5 separate regions of the Homo sapiens genome follow, and all the other regions are linked to region 1. A link is a contact called in ENCODE Hi-C or POLR2A ChIA-PET data. All regions are on one chromosome and are shown on one strand. The core of a region is the stretch at or near the end of the contact, and the rest is flanking DNA. Distances in the headings are between cores, read along the strand shown. Region 1 has its middle 13 kb from the start of SPACDR. Region 2 holds the start of ZNF789 (zinc finger protein 789). Region 3 holds the start of AP1S1 (adaptor related protein complex 1 subunit sigma 1). Region 4 holds the start of SERPINE1 (serpin family E member 1). Region 5 holds the start of TRIM56 (tripartite motif containing 56).

Evidence for each region. Hi-C counts contacts between places; a loop is a spot of excess contacts on that map. ChIA-PET counts read pairs that join two places held with the same protein, here RNA polymerase II (POLR2A). Pooled maps may share reads with other maps.
Region 2: a pooled map shows a loop between it and region 1 (4-fold over the local background). The contact joins the promoter of ZNF789 here to the enhancer-like site in region 1. A Hi-C loop is called at or near these places in 1 of 50 pooled maps. POLR2A ChIA-PET finds 5 or more read pairs at or near these places in 3 of 52 experiments (Caco-2, activated T-cell and naive thymus-derived CD4-positive, alpha-beta T cell).
Region 3: a pooled map shows a loop between it and region 1 (3-fold over the local background). The contact joins the promoter of AP1S1 here to the enhancer-like site in region 1. A Hi-C loop is called at or near these places in 1 of 50 pooled maps. POLR2A ChIA-PET finds 5 or more read pairs at or near these places in 2 of 52 experiments (AG04450 and BJ).
Region 4: a pooled map shows a loop between it and region 1 (4-fold over the local background). The contact joins the promoter of SERPINE1 here to the enhancer-like site in region 1. A Hi-C loop is called at or near these places in 1 of 50 pooled maps. POLR2A ChIA-PET finds 5 or more read pairs at or near these places in 2 of 52 experiments (Panc1 and WTC11).
Region 5: a pooled map shows a loop between it and region 1 (4-fold over the local background). The contact joins the promoter of TRIM56 here to the enhancer-like site in region 1. A Hi-C loop is called at or near these places in 2 of 50 pooled maps. POLR2A ChIA-PET finds 5 or more read pairs at or near these places in 3 of 52 experiments (HepG2, K562 and RWPE1).

The regions. Positions count from the first base shown.
Region 1 is chr7:100,449,484-100,452,315 of GRCh38, forward strand. No RefSeq gene overlaps it. Among named protein-coding and RNA genes, the nearest start is that of SPACDR, 13 kb to the right of the region's middle. RefSeq lists a silencer at 1,307-1,406. Within about 2 kb of position 1,353, at least 35 of the 41 ENCODE cell types and tissues checked have a DNase peak (open chromatin) inside an H3K27ac peak, as active enhancers do; they include Panc1, where a contact is called at or near this core.
Region 2 is chr7:99,471,553-99,474,384 of GRCh38, forward strand. ZNF789 (zinc finger protein 789) reads left to right here and starts at 1,338. Exons shown (of 5, transcript NM_213603.3): 1 at 1,338-1,504. RefSeq lists enhancers at 578-737, 958-1,047, 1,338-1,627.
Region 3 is chr7:101,152,894-101,155,725 of GRCh38, forward strand. AP1S1 (adaptor related protein complex 1 subunit sigma 1) reads left to right here and starts at 1,583. Exons shown (of 5, transcript NM_001283.5): 1 at 1,583-1,624. The coding sequence starts at 1,622. RefSeq lists a silencer at 1,325-1,564 and enhancers at 1,375-1,669, 1,989-2,489.
Region 4 is chr7:101,125,705-101,128,536 of GRCh38, forward strand. SERPINE1 (serpin family E member 1) reads left to right here and starts at 1,400. Exons shown (of 9, transcript NM_000602.5): 1 at 1,400-1,540; 2 at 2,689-2,832. The coding sequence starts at 2,690. RefSeq lists enhancers at 276-1,055, 1,836-2,615, 2,616-2,832.
Region 5 is chr7:101,084,116-101,086,947 of GRCh38, forward strand. It overlaps TRIM56 (tripartite motif containing 56), which reads left to right and starts at 1,366. Exons shown (of 3, transcript NM_030961.3): 1 at 1,366-1,456. RefSeq lists enhancers at 1-223, 927-976.

The DNA.
Region 1 (2,832 bases), core at 103-2,602:
TAGGTGCATGGCACTATGGCCAGTTAATTTAATTATTATTTATTTTTTCTTTTCTTTTCTTTTCTTTTTTTTTTTTTTTGAGACGGAGTCTCATTCTGTTGCCCAGGCGGAGTGCAGTGGCGCAATCTCGGCTCACTGTAACCTTTGCCTCCCGGTTTCAAGCGATTCTCCTGCCTCAGCCTCCTTAGTAGCTGCGATTACAGGCGCCCACTACCATGCCCGGCTGATTTTTGTATTTTTAGTAGAGACAGGGTTTCACCATGTTGGCCAGGTTGGTCAGGAACTCCTGATCTCAGGTGATCCACCCTCCTCCGCCTCCCAAAGTGCTGGGATTACCGGCGTGAGCTACCGCACCCGGCCTAAAATTATTTTTTTTAGAAATAGGGTCTCATGGTTGGGCGCAGTGGCTCACGCCTGTAACCCCAGCACTTTGGGAGGCCAAAGCAGGTGGATTATTTAAGGTCAGGAGTTCCAGACCAGCCTGGCCAACATGGTGAAACCCCATCTCTCTACTAAAAATACAAAAAAATGAGCTGGGCGTGGTGGCACATGCCTGTAATCTCAGCTACTCGGGAGGCTGAGGCACGACAATCGCTTGAACCTGGGAGGTGGAGGTTGCAATGAGCCGAGATCGCGCCACCGCATTCCATCCTGGGCGACAGAGCAAGACTCCGTCTCAAAAAAAAAAAAAAAAGCGACAGATGGGGTCTCACTATATTGCCCAGGCTGGTCTTGAACTCCTGGGCTCAAGCAGTTCTCCCTACCTTGGCCTCCCGAAATGTCAGGATTACAGACATGAGCCATCATGCGCAGTGGAGAAGCTGTTTTCACTAGAAACTAACCGTCCCGTGGAAGCAGTGTCACCAGTGCCCATTTTATGCTCTGGAGACCCTTTAGTGTTTAAGAATCCATCCGCTAATGTCGGCTCCCCCATCGGCTAATGTCGTAGGGGTGCTGGGAGGAGCGGCAGAGCCCGCGGTCAGGGTCTCCGGGGGCTCACATAGGGAGGTCTCTCTGTTCCCGGCTATGGCCTAGAGCCCCTCTAGCAGTTCCTCCACCACCCCCATTAGGCCGTAGGGGCTTCCCCAGCCAGAGGCCAAGGGCGACGCGACCTTAACGCCGGTCCGCGCACCGCGGCGCCACCTGGAGGTCAGGACCAAGACGAGACAGGCTGTTCAAGTCCCCCAGCTTCGCCGCGGCCGCCACGCCCGACCACCCGGCCCCCGCTGGCGTCCCTAGCTGGCCCCCTACAGGTCTTACCCGCGCTTGTTGCCCCCAGACCCAGGCTTCTCCCCACCTGCACCCACCAGACTGGGAAGGTGGCCAGACTAGACCGAGGGCTGAGGCGGGAGAGACTCCGCCCCCGAGGCCCCGCCCCCTTCTGACAGCAGACGAGGCTGACGTCACTGGATTGGGCAGGTGTCCAGGTGTCCTCTCTCCAGCTGCATCTCCCCTCCTCCACCCAAGGGGAGTCCTCAGTCCCCCAGGCCAGAGTCTCCAATACCCCAAGGTGCCTTCTGTGATCTCCCCGCAGTGCAGCCTCCGGGGCACCCCCCACCCCAATAAAACTCATCTCCGGTTAAAATATCGATTCCAGCGGGCGTGGTGGCTCATGCCTGTAATCCCAACACTTTGGGAGGCCGAAGTGGTCAGATCACCCGAGGTCAAGAGTTCGAGACCAGCCTGGCCAACATGGTGAAACCCCGTCTCTACTAAAAATATAAAAATTAGCCGGGCGTGGTGGTGCACGCCTGTAATCCCAGCTACTCTGGAGGCTGAGGCAGGAGAATCGCTTGAACCCGGGAGGCGGAGGTTGCAGTGAGCCGAGATTGTGCCACTGCACTCCAGCTTGGGCAACAGAGTGAGACCCCATCTCAAAAAAAAAAAAAAAAAAAGGATTCCCAGACCCCACCTCAGTTTCTGACTTTGAGGCCAAAAATCTGGTTTTTGTTTTGTTTTGTCTTGTCTGGTTTGAGACAGGCTCTCGCTCTGTTGCCCAGGCTGGAGTGCAGCGGCATCATCATGGTTCACTGCAGCCTCAAACTCCTGGGCTCAAGCCATCCTCCACCTCAGCCTCCCGAGCAGCTGGGACCACAGGCACATACCACCACCACCAGCAGCTACTTTTCTTTTTTGTCTGTTTGTTTTGTAGAGATGGGGTCTGGCTATGTAGCCCAGGCTGGCCTCAAACTCCTGGGCTCAAGTGATCCTGCCACCTTGGACTCCCAAAGTGCTAAGATTACAGGCATGAGCCACCACACCCAGTTGGAATCTGTGGGTTTTTTTTTTTTTTTCAGACGGAGTCTTGCTCTGCTGCCCAGGCTGGAGTGCAGTGGCTTGATCTCGGCTCACTGCAACCTCTGCCTCCCAGGTTCAAGCGATTCTCCTGCCTCAGCCTCCCAGATAGGTGAGATTACAGGCACCTGCCATCATGCCCAGCTAATTTTTATATTTTTGTAGAGACAGGGTTTCACCATGTTGACCAGGCTGGTCTTGAACTCCTGACCTCAGGTGATCCACCCGCCTTGGCCTCCCAAAGTGCTGAGATTACAGGCGTGAGCCACCGTTCATGGCCTGGAATCTGTGTTTTTTTTTTCTTATTTTATTTTTTGTTTTTGTTTTATTTTTTTGAGACAGAGTCTCGCCCTGTCACCGGGCTGGAGTGCAGTGGTGCAATCTCCACTCACTACAACCTCTACCTCCCGGGTTCAAGCAATTCTCCTGCCTCAGCCTCCCAAGTAGCTGGGACTACAGGTGAGTGCCGCCACGCCTGGCTAATTTTTCGTATTTTTAGTAGAGACGGGGTTTCACTGCGTTAGCCAGAATGGTCTC
Region 2 (2,832 bases), core at 88-2,587, 980 kb before region 1:
TGCACGTGTATCCTGTTTGTTTTGTTTTGTTTAGAAGAAATAAAAAACAAACAAAACTTGGGAGGCCAAGGCAGGCGGATCACTTGAGGTCAGGAGTTCGAGACCAGCCTGGCCAAAATGGTGAAACCCCGTCTCTACTAAAAACACACACACAAAAAAAATTAGCCGGGAGTGGTAGCGGGCGCCTGTAGTCCCAGCTACTCAGGAGGCTGACGCAGGAGAATGGCGTGAACCCGGGAGGCGGAGCTTGCAGTGAGCCGAGATCGCGCCACTGCACTCCAGCCTGGGCGAGAGCGAGACTGTCTCAAAAAAAAAAGAAAAAAAATTAACCCCTTACTCACATTAAAACTGTATTTTGGGGGTAATTTACATAAGCCACACAATTATCCTTTTAATTAAGATCTAATATTCTTTTTTTTTTTTTTGAGACAGAGTCTCGCTCTGTCGCCAGTCTGGAGTGCAGTGGTGGGATCTCGGCTCACTGCAAGCTCCGCCTCCCGAGTTCAAGTGATTCTCCTGCCTCAGCCTCCCGAGTAGCTGGCACTACAGGCACGCCGCCACCATGCCCAGCTAATTTTTTTTTTTTTTTTTTTTTTTTTGAGACGGAGTCTCGCTCTGTCACCCAGGCTGGAGTGCGGTGGCGCAATCTCGGCTCACCGCAACCTCCGCCTCCCGGGTTCAAGCGCTTCTCCTGCCTCAGCCTCCCGAGTAGCCGGGGTTACAGGCAGGCACCACCATGCCCGGCTAATTTTATTTGTATTTTTAGTAGAGACGGGTTTCTCCATTGTTGGTCAGGCTGGTATCGAACTCCCGACCTCAGGTGATCCACCCGCCTCGGCCTCCCAGAGTGCTGGGATTACAGGCGTGAGCCACCGCGCCCGGCAATTTTTTTGTATTTTTAGTAGAGAAGGGGTTTCACCATGTTGGCCAGGATGATCTAAATCTCTTGACCTGATCCGCCGGCCTCTGCCTCCCAAAGTGCTGGGATTACAGGCGTAAGCCACCGCGCCTGGCCCATTTTTCTTCTTTTATCTGATAACCTTACTCCCCTCCACAAACACACAGCCAAAGAAACGAATTGTGTCGCTCTTGAATCATAGAATAATTCTAAATTATGTTACGATTAAACAGGAGGGGCGGGGCCCTGTCCATCACGTGACTCTCTCGGTGCTGTCTCCGGCCGTTGATTGGCCTGGGCGGGGAGGGCGGCCGTTGATTGGTTCGGGCCCACTCGCGCGGGCGCCACTCTCTTTGTCTGACAAGAGAGTCGTGAAGCCTCCGCGGTCCTAGAGGGGCCGCTGGCTGGGACGCTTCGCTCGGCGCGCGCAGGTGGAGCCAGCGAGAGGCTCTGAGGCTGCCAGAGTGGTTGTGTCTGTTCCTCCGGTAAGGGGTGATTCGCCGAGGGGCGCGGACCAGACAGACCTCGGGTCAGGCCCGGGAACCCCGAGAGGAGAGCCCAGCCCCTGGTGGAGGCGGCTTGGCGGAGATTCGGAGCCGTCAGCAGGTTTGGGGAGAAGGAAACGAGTGTTGTGGGGGGCGTGGGTGCGGGGGGTAGGCCACTGCGCACACCCCCGGCTCGCAGGGGACGCTCCGGGTTTGTGCGGCGGCTCTCGGGGCCTGTGGCACCAGCTTTTGAGTATTTTTGGCGGTGTCAAGTCTTCGGCAGCGAGAGGAGCAAAGTCCGAAGAATGAATGGATGGTGAACGCCTGGACTTGGTTTTGTTAGAGTGGGAGATGAGCCGTGGTTGTTAGTGGAAGGTGTTCACGTGATTGTGAAGCGGCATTTTGGATTTTGTCAAAAGTTAACAGTCCCCTCCAGTTAAAGTTTTAAGAGTTTATTGTGCATGCAGAGGAACAGCTGGCAAATTGTTCCAATGGCAGCTTGGAAAGCTAAATGAGGAAGTGCAGTGATCTTGATTGTAATTGGCCATTATCAACTTGCATTCCTTCTAGGGTAAGTCGAGCTGGATCAGCCTCGCATCTGTAGCTGATTGGTTCAGTTTATCATGCGGACGAGAAAAAAGCTTCTTTCCTGGTCAGCGCACACTTTTCAGGGAAATAAGGAATTGTTGTTGCTGTTGTGTTTGAGACGAAGTGTTACTCTGTTGCCCAGTTTGGAGTACAATGGGCCAATCTCGACTCACTGCAACCTCCAACTCCCGGGTTCAAGCGATTCTCCTGCCTCAGCCTCTCGAGTAGCGGGGACTACAGGCACGCGCCACCATGCCCGGCTAATTTTTGTATTTTTAGTGGAGACTGGGTTTCACTATGTTGGCCAGGCTGGTCTTGAACTCCTGACCTCATGATCCGCCCGCCTCGGCCTCCCAAAGTGCTGGGATTTACAGGTGTGAGCCACCACGCCCGGCCTGTTGTTTTTAAGAGAGACAGGGTCTTGCTCTGTCACCCAGGGTGGAGTGTAGTGGTGCCATCATAGCTCATTGCAGTCTCCAACTCCTGAACTCAAGGGAGAAATCAATGTATTTTAAATGCCTTACATGGCTGTGGGTGGTTGGCCTAGGGCCGTACCCAAAACATGGACTCCATTTAATTTTTCATTAGCAAGTCTGACATTCAGATGCACAGCCTTCACAAACACATTCAGTAAATATAGTGCAGGGGTGTCCAATCTCTTGGCTTCCCTGGGCCACATTGGAAGAAGAATTGTCTTGGACTACACATAAAATACACAAACACTAAAAATAGCTCATGAGCTAAAAAAAAATCGCAAAACAATTTCATAAGGTTTTAAGAAAGTTTACGAGCCGGGCGCGGTGGCTCACGCCTGTAATCCCAGCACTTTGGGAGGCCAAGGCGGGAGGATCACGAGGTCAG
Region 3 (2,832 bases), core at 333-2,832, 700 kb after region 1:
AAAACTTAAAGGTCAGGGGCGGTGGCTCATACCTGTAATCCCAACACTTTGGGAGGCTGAGGAGTGTGGATACCTTGAGTCCAGGAGTCCCAGACCAGCTTGGGTAGCATGACAATACCCTGTGTCTACAAAACATACAACTATTAGCTGGCTGTGGTGGTGCATGCCTGTAGTCCTAGCTACTTGGGAGACTGAAGTGGGAGGATCGCTTGAGCTCAGGAGGTGGAGGCTGCAGTGAACTATGATCATGCTACTACACTCCAGCCTGGGCAACAGAGTAAGACCCTGTCTCAAAAAAAGAAGAAAAAAAAAAAGAAAGAAAGAAAAGAAAAACTTAAGACAGTGTGTTCCTCTGTTTGCTTTCTGAGGACGCCCTACTCCGTAAGGGTGTAGCTTTCAATAAACTCTCTCTTCTCATCGCACTCTACGACTTGCTTTGGGTTCCTTCCTGCATGAGATCCAAGAATTCTCTCTTGGGGTCTGGATCGGGACCCCTTTTTCCAGTAACATGTAGACACACACACACATTCAGTTTAAAAGCCCATATTACAACGTACATCCACCTCATCTTCACACTGAGATTTGGGTGACATCTGTCCCTTTTTGAGTTTTGACCCAAGTTAACCTTTTAAGACGCTCTTTATTTCTTCCCCTTTTGCCTCAGTTCACGTTCCTCCCCCTTCTCCTTACATGCCTTTTATAGCAGCCTCTCCTTTTCTCTTTTATTCTTTTTCTACACATTTCTCTTACTGTAAAATCAGAAGCCAGGCGCGGTGGCTCACGCCTGTAATCCCAGCAGTTTGGGAAACCGAGGCGGGAGGGTCTCTTGAACCCAAGAGTTCGAGACCAGCCTGGGCAACATAGTAAGACCCCCGTCTCTACTAAAAAAAAATTAAAAATTAGCTGGGCATGACGGTGTGCGTCTGTAGTCCCAGCTACTCAGGAGGCTGAGGCGGGAGGATCGCTTGAGGCCAGGAGTTCAAGGCTGCAGAGAGTCACGATCCCACCACTGCACTCCAACCTGGGTGACGCGGCCAGACCCTGTCTCTAAAAAGAAAAAAACTAGAGGGGTGTATCTATCACGCTTTCAATAGATATTCAGCTTGGGTTCTATACTTTTCTCATGACCCTTTGTCTTTCTGTTTTCCAGGTCACTCCTCCTCCCCTACACTTAATTCCCACCCTGCTCCCTTTTCACGGCCCACTCCCCTTCCAGGAGTCCTGCCTGCTGCTTCGAACTCCAATGATCGTCCCATTCACCTCTCACCCCTTTTCCCGCCTTTTTGCCCCACAAGGCTCCAAAGCGCGAGGACCTTATTGTCCTCCTCCCCCATCCTCCAACCAGCCCACAGGACAGCCGCGTTACCATGACGACCGGGCTCCTAGAAGCTGCAGTCAAGGACCTGGTTGCCATGGTTTCCGCTTCTCCGCCTCCAGCCCCGCCCGCGCTCCCCGCGGCGTCGGCGCCTGCGCAGTGCGTGGCGCGCCGGGAGTCAGAGCCTGGGCGGGACGGGGCGGGGCTTCGGGCGAGAGGGAGGGCAGCAGGAGAAAGGATAAGAAAGGGAGTGGGACTGGCGCCTACGGTGGCCGAAGTGGGACGCGCCGAGCCGGAGGCTGCAGGATGGTAGGCTGTGCGAAGAGGGAGGGGAGGGGGAAGCGAGGGGCGTGGGCTGCACCTGCGGGGGTCCTCGGGGGCCGCCCTCGGGGTGAACCGCCCTGTCTTCCCTCTGGTCCTCAGAGGCCTCCCTTGCCTCGGCGGGTGGGCGAGCCGGGCTCGGGAGGAAGAGGGGGAGGTGGCATTCGGGAGAGGGGCGGGGAGGGGGCGCATTTGCAGGGCGAGCGGGGGCTGACGAAGGGGCGGCGGGGCCGTCCCGAGCCGGGAGGGGCGCTCTGGTCTTGGCCCCTGGGGTCCCTCGATCCCCGCTGCAGGGAAGCCGCCCGAAGCAGAGGGTTGCGGGAGTCTCTTTGCTGAGGGAGGGAGCGGGGGTCACCAGTCACCGAGACCCCCTTCCCGGGCTGCACAGGCGGGAGCGGGGACCCGGGTGGGGAGAGGGGTGTGGGAGGGGAGTTTCCGGGTCGGAAAAGGGAGCGCCCTACTGCGTTCGTGGCCGTGCTTGCCTAGAGGCTGGGCCCAGGTAGGGAAGCGAAGTGGACTCGTGGTTTTTCTCCGAGGGACCCAGGCTTTGGGATCCCGGGCTCCGGGGCTCTCTGCCCCCCTTCCCATTCTCTTTCCGGAATCCAGGCCTTCCGTCTTCCTGCTTGCTCCCCACCCCCCTATTTGAGCGCCGCACGAGGCTCCCCAGCGCCCCTCTTTTCCCCTCCACCAAAAAAATCAGTTCTCCTGAATTCTGATTTTTCACTTACTAAGCTAGTACAGTGCCACACACCCAGGGATTCCAAGCCTGGGCATGTCCATGAATAGAAGAGCTACTGGGGTAAGGAGAAGACTCCAGGATGTGGCCCAGACCCCCCGGAACTGGGAAGCTGGGGTACACTGGGCAGTGAGGGTTCTGTCTTCCATCCCACTTGACCCAGCTTGCTGTCTGTTCTGCAGACATTCTTTTAGGGGAACCCCCTGGGTGGCGGGGCCCTAACTGAGGGAAATTGGTCACCTGGTGTCTGGGGAGGAGTGGGCGCTTAGCAGGAGGCACCCTAAAAGGAAGAAAAGTTAAAGAGAAATGTCGAAGACCAAATGCCTGGGTGCCTGCAGAGAGGAAGATAGGATTTGGGCATCTGCATACCCTGTGTGGTGTTGGAGATACATACTACAGAGGAGGATACCCCTGGGCATAGGCCTGGCACTGGAGGATGATATGTTTGGGAGATCATTAA
Region 4 (2,832 bases), core at 150-2,649, 680 kb after region 1:
AGAGCTCCACTCCCTGTCAGATCAGCGGCGGCATTAGATTCTCATAGGAGCTCGAACCCTATTCTAAACTGTTCATGTGAGGGATCTAGGTTGCAAGCTCCCTATGAGAATCTAATGCCTGATGATCTGTCACGGTCTCCCATCACCCCTAGATGGGACCATCTAGTTGCAGGAAAACAAGCTCAGGGCTCCCACTGATTCTACACGATGGTGAATTGTGGAATTATTTCATTATATATATTACAATGTAATAATAATAGAAATAAAGCACACAATAAATGTAATGTGCTTGAATCATCCCGAAACCATCCCACCCTGGTCTGTGAAAAAATTGTCTTCCATGAAACCAGTCCCTGGTGCCAAAAACGTTGAGGACCACTGCTCCACAGAATCTATCGGTCACTCTTCCTCCCCTCACCCCCTTGCCCTAAAAGCACACCCTGCAAACCTGCCATGAATTGACACTCTGTTTCTATCCCTTTTCCCCTTGTGTCTGTGTCTGGAGGAAGAGGATAAAGGACAAGCTGCCCCAAGTCCTAGCGGGCAGCTCGAAGAAGTGAAACTTACACGTTGGTCTCCTGTTTCCTTACCAAGCTTTTACCATGGTAACCCCTGGTCCCGTTCAGCCACCACCACCCCACCCAGCACACCTCCAACCTCAGCCAGACAAGGTTGTTGACACAAGAGAGCCCTCAGGGGCACAGAGAGAGTCTGGACACGTGGGGAGTCAGCCGTGTATCATCGGAGGCGGCCGGGCACATGGCAGGGATGAGGGAAAGACCAAGAGTCCTCTGTTGGGCCCAAGTCCTAGACAGACAAAACCTAGACAATCACGTGGCTGGCTGCATGCCCTGTGGCTGTTGGGCTGGGCCCAGGAGGAGGGAGGGGCGCTCTTTCCTGGAGGTGGTCCAGAGCACCGGGTGGACAGCCCTGGGGGAAAACTTCCACGTTTTGATGGAGGTTATCTTTGATAACTCCACAGTGACCTGGTTCGCCAAAGGAAAAGCAGGCAACGTGAGCTGTTTTTTTTTTCTCCAAGCTGAACACTAGGGGTCCTAGGCTTTTTGGGTCACCCGGCATGGCAGACAGTCAACCTGGCAGGACATCCGGGAGAGACAGACACAGGCAGAGGGCAGAAAGGTCAAGGGAGGTTCTCAGGCCAAGGCTATTGGGGTTTGCTCAATTGTTCCTGAATGCTCTTACACACGTACACACACAGAGCAGCACACACACACACACACACATGCCTCAGCAAGTCCCAGAGAGGGAGGTGTCGAGGGGGACCCGCTGGCTGTTCAGACGGACTCCCAGAGCCAGTGAGTGGGTGGGGCTGGAACATGAGTTCATCTATTTCCTGCCCACATCTGGTATAAAAGGAGGCAGTGGCCCACAGAGGAGCACAGCTGTGTTTGGCTGCAGGGCCAAGAGCGCTGTCAAGAAGACCCACACGCCCCCCTCCAGCAGCTGAATTCCTGCAGCTCAGCAGCCGCCGCCAGAGCAGGACGAACCGCCAATCGCAAGGCACCTCTGAGAACTTCAGGTAGGAGAAAAGCAAACTCCCTCCAACCTCTTACTTCGGGCTTAAGGCAGAGAACTCGCCTCCCCAGAATCTCCTCCCTCCATGATCCCCCGCTATTCCTCTATTTTCTTTTCCTCGGACCTGCAGCCTTGGGTCGACCCTGCCCTAGGGGTGACTGCAGGAGAGCAGGGAGGATGGTCAGGCGTCACCAACAACCCCATCACCCAGTAACAAGAACCTTGACTCTCTCAGTCCCTCTGCATCAAGACACTTACCCATTTCCCACCTCATGCCTGCTAACTTGAATGAAACAATCGCTGGGAAAGCATTAAGAGAATTAAGGCTGGGCACTGTGGCTCATGCCTGTAATCCCAGCACTTTGTGAGGCTGAGGCAGGCAGATAACTTGAGCCCAGGAGTTTGAGACCAGCCTGGGCAACATGGCAAAACCCTGCTCTCCCAAAAAAATACAAAAATTAGCTGGGCGTGCTGGTGTGCCTGTATTCCCAGCTACTTGGGAGGCTGAGGTGGGAGGATTGCTTCAGCTGGGGAGGCGGAGGCTGCAGGGAGCCAAGACTGAGCCATTGCACCCAGCCTGGGTGACAGAGCAAGACCCTGTCTCTAAAAATGAATGAAAGGAAGGAAGAAAGAGAGAGAAAGAGAGAGAGGAAAGAAGGAAGGAAGTAAAGAAGAAAGAAAGAAAGAAAGAGGAAAGAGGAAGAAAGAAAGAAAAGAAAGAAAAGAAAAGAAAGCAAATTTAAAGCTTATGCAAATCAAAGATGTTGTGATAATTGATAATTGAGTCTGGGCTAAATTCCCCCTGGGCTGCAAAGGCAGAGAGTGGTAATGACTTCTCACCTGCTTTTCTTCTAAGGCTTTTTTACGGGACACAGAGGGAAGGGAGATGGACTGGATTCCAAGATTCCCACAGGGCAAGATGGGCGAAGACTCCCTGCCACTGCCCGGGGATAAGTCAGTCTGAGTGAGACGGAGTGGGATGGGCTTAGAACCTGAACATGTCATGGTCTCTTCCTGCACCTTGCCCTAGTGTTCACTTACCACCTGCTTGCAGGAAACAAGAAGAGCAGGGCCCACAGCTGGCCAGCTCCCCTCCCCTCCCGCCTGTCTTCCAGAACGATTCCTTCACCAGCCCTCTTTCCATTGCTCTAGGATGCAGATGTCTCCAGCCCTCACCTGCCTAGTCCTGGGCCTGGCCCTTGTCTTTGGTGAAGGGTCTGCTGTGCACCATCCCCCATCCTACGTGGCCCACCTGGCCTCAGACTTCGGGGTGAGGGTGTTTCAGCAGGTGGCGCA
Region 5 (2,832 bases), core at 116-2,615, 630 kb after region 1:
GTCATGAATTAATTACGGTAAAATGATAATTGTAGAACAGAAGTGGTGGAGATATGGGTGTTCACCGCAATTCTTTCAACTTCTTTGTGCTTTGAATTTTTCATAAAATGAGGCTGTGCATGTTGGCTCACGCCTGTAATCCCAGCACTTTGGGAGGCCAAGGTGGGTGGATCACTTGAGGTCAGAAGTTCGAGACCAGCCTGGCCAACATAGTGAAACCCCATCTCTACTAAAAATACAAAAATTAGCTGGGCGTGGCAGTGAGTGCCCGTAATCCCAGCTACTTTGGAGGCTGAGGCAGGAGGATCGCTTGAACCCGGGAAGCGGAGGTTGCTGTGAGCTAAGATCACACCACTGCACTCCAGCCTGGGCGACAGAGCGAGGCTTTGTCTCAAAATAAAAATTATTTTTTCATGAAATGTTGAGGGAAATCTCCTGCAATGATTCTTTTGTCTTTTTTGATAAAATGCAGGCTTCTCTGCCAACACTCTCGTATCCTCTCCACACACATCATCCTAAATGGGGATGTACCCTTGCTGCTCCCAGTACCTGGAACAGGAACATTCTTCTCAGTGTTCTCCAGCCCTCTATGCCCTCTTACTGTTTTATTTTTTAGACAGGGTCTTGCTCTGTCATCCAGGCTGGAGTGCAGTGTCACCATCATGGCTCACTGCAGCCTCGACCTCCCAGGTTCAAGTGATTCTCCTGCCTCAGTCTCCTGAGTATCTGGGATTACAGGTATGCGCTACCATGCACGGCTAGCGAATTTTTTATGGAGACTGGGTCTCACCATATTGCCCAAGCTGGTCTTGAACTCCTGGGCTGAAGCAATCCTCCCGCCTTCTTTAAACTCATCTCATTGATGCCTTCTCCAGGAAGCCTGTGCTGTTCCCTCAGCAAGAGGCTTCTTACCTGATCCCCCACAGCCTCTCCTACAGCTCAGCAACGGTTTATGGAATGAAAGGCCTCTCTTGAAGCTTTGCAGGCACCTGCCTGCCTGAGGTGTTAGCAAATCTGCAGACCCGCCCTGAGGCCATGTGTCTAGTTACCCTGGTCTCTGAATCACAGATGAGCTCTCATTTCTTCCCACAAATAAACCCTGTGACCCTCCACCCTCTACTCAGAGAACCCGCCCTCAGGTAGTTCCCTGTTTGTGACATACACACACTTAGCCCTGAGGCTGGACTGACAGGCCGACCTGGCTGGTGGACTCCAGCCCAAGCCTGCCAGCTGCCTGCCGGGGTGGGGGCCTTGGCGGGAGAGGACGGGGCCGGGTGGGGAGGAAGGCGGGGCCTGAGGCTGTGCGAGGCGAGTCGGTGTGTCCCTGGCTGGGACGGAAGTTGCACCACAAGTACAATTAGTTTCAGTTTTGTTTCTTTTCCAGGCACCCAGCAACGGCGGCCTCCAGGCCTCAGGCCCCCTCACCATCCTAGAGGTCAAGATCAGCTCTGGCTAGGTAAGGGGTGGGGGGCGGCACAGCTATAGGAAGGACCGAGCGGAGGGAGTAGGGGGAGGGGAGTGGAGAGAGAGCGCGGGAGGAGGAGGAAGGGAAGGAAAGGGAGGGCGTGAAGAGGCACCCGGAAGGCAGGAGGAGAGGGCAGGAGGGAAACTGCACTCGCCTCCCTCCCGCTCCGTGGCCACAGGTCCCCGCAAGAAAGACCCCGTCCCACTCTCTGAGGTCTCCTCCCAGCTCCAGAAAAGGGGACATTCCACCTAGTCTGCCCAACAAGTAGGTCTCAGCCACTGTGCCAGGAGCTCGGGACTCCCTCCCTCCAGAGGTTTCTGGAATGCATTCAGCAGGAAAAGCTAAAAGAACAGGACTCCAGGAGATAAGCCAAGGCCAAGTCTATCAGAGGGTGAGCCAGCAGCGGGAAGGGGACCAGCCCTTCCCCTAGCGTTTTTTCTGCCCGCTCCAGAATCCGCTTTAGAAACTGTTAAATGCAGAAAGTGGGGCCTCCACCACCCGCGATGCTGCCCCAGGTCTAGCAGAAGACAGGTGTAAGGCCAGGCGGGTGCGGTGGCTCATGCCTGTAATCCTAATGCTTTGGGAAGGCCGAGACGGGAGGATAGCCTGAGGCCAGGAGTTGGAGACCAGCCTGGGCAACATAGCAAGACCCCATCTCTACAAAAAGTGATAATTTTTAAAAAATGGGCTGGCTGGGCCCCTGGGCATGGTGGCTCACGCCTATAATCCCAGCACTTTGGGAGACCGAGGAGGGCGGATCACCTGAGGTCAGGAGTTCAAGACCAGCCTGGCCAATAGGGCCAAACTCCATTTCTACTAAACATACAAAAATTAGCCGGGTGTGATGGTGCGCACCTGTAATCACAGCTACTCGGGAGGCTGAGGCAGGAGAATCACTTGAACCTGGCAGGTGGAGGTGGCAGTGAGCCAAGATCGCACCACTGCACTCCAGCCTGGGCAACAGAGTGAGACTCTGTCTCAAAAAAAAAAAAAAAAAAAAAAAAGGCTGGGCATGGTGGCACATGCCTGTACTCCCAACTACTCAAAAGACTTGAGTCTAGGAGTTTGAGGCTGCAGTGAACTACGATCACGCCACTGCACTCCAGCCTGGGTGACAGAGGGTGACCCTATTGCTAAAAACTAAAATAAAATAAAAAGAAGGCAGGTGTATGGGGCTTGGAGGATTAAAGCCCCCTAAGCTACTGCAAGATCCTACCCCAACTGGCAGGACCTAGGCATCTCTGCCCACTGGGATCCCCGTCTGTGTCCTTACTGCCTGCTCCTCGCACCCTGGCACCCTATACAGCAGGACCCCAGTACCTGTGCACACAGGAGGGCTTCCACCATGTTTGCCACAAGGCCTGTGG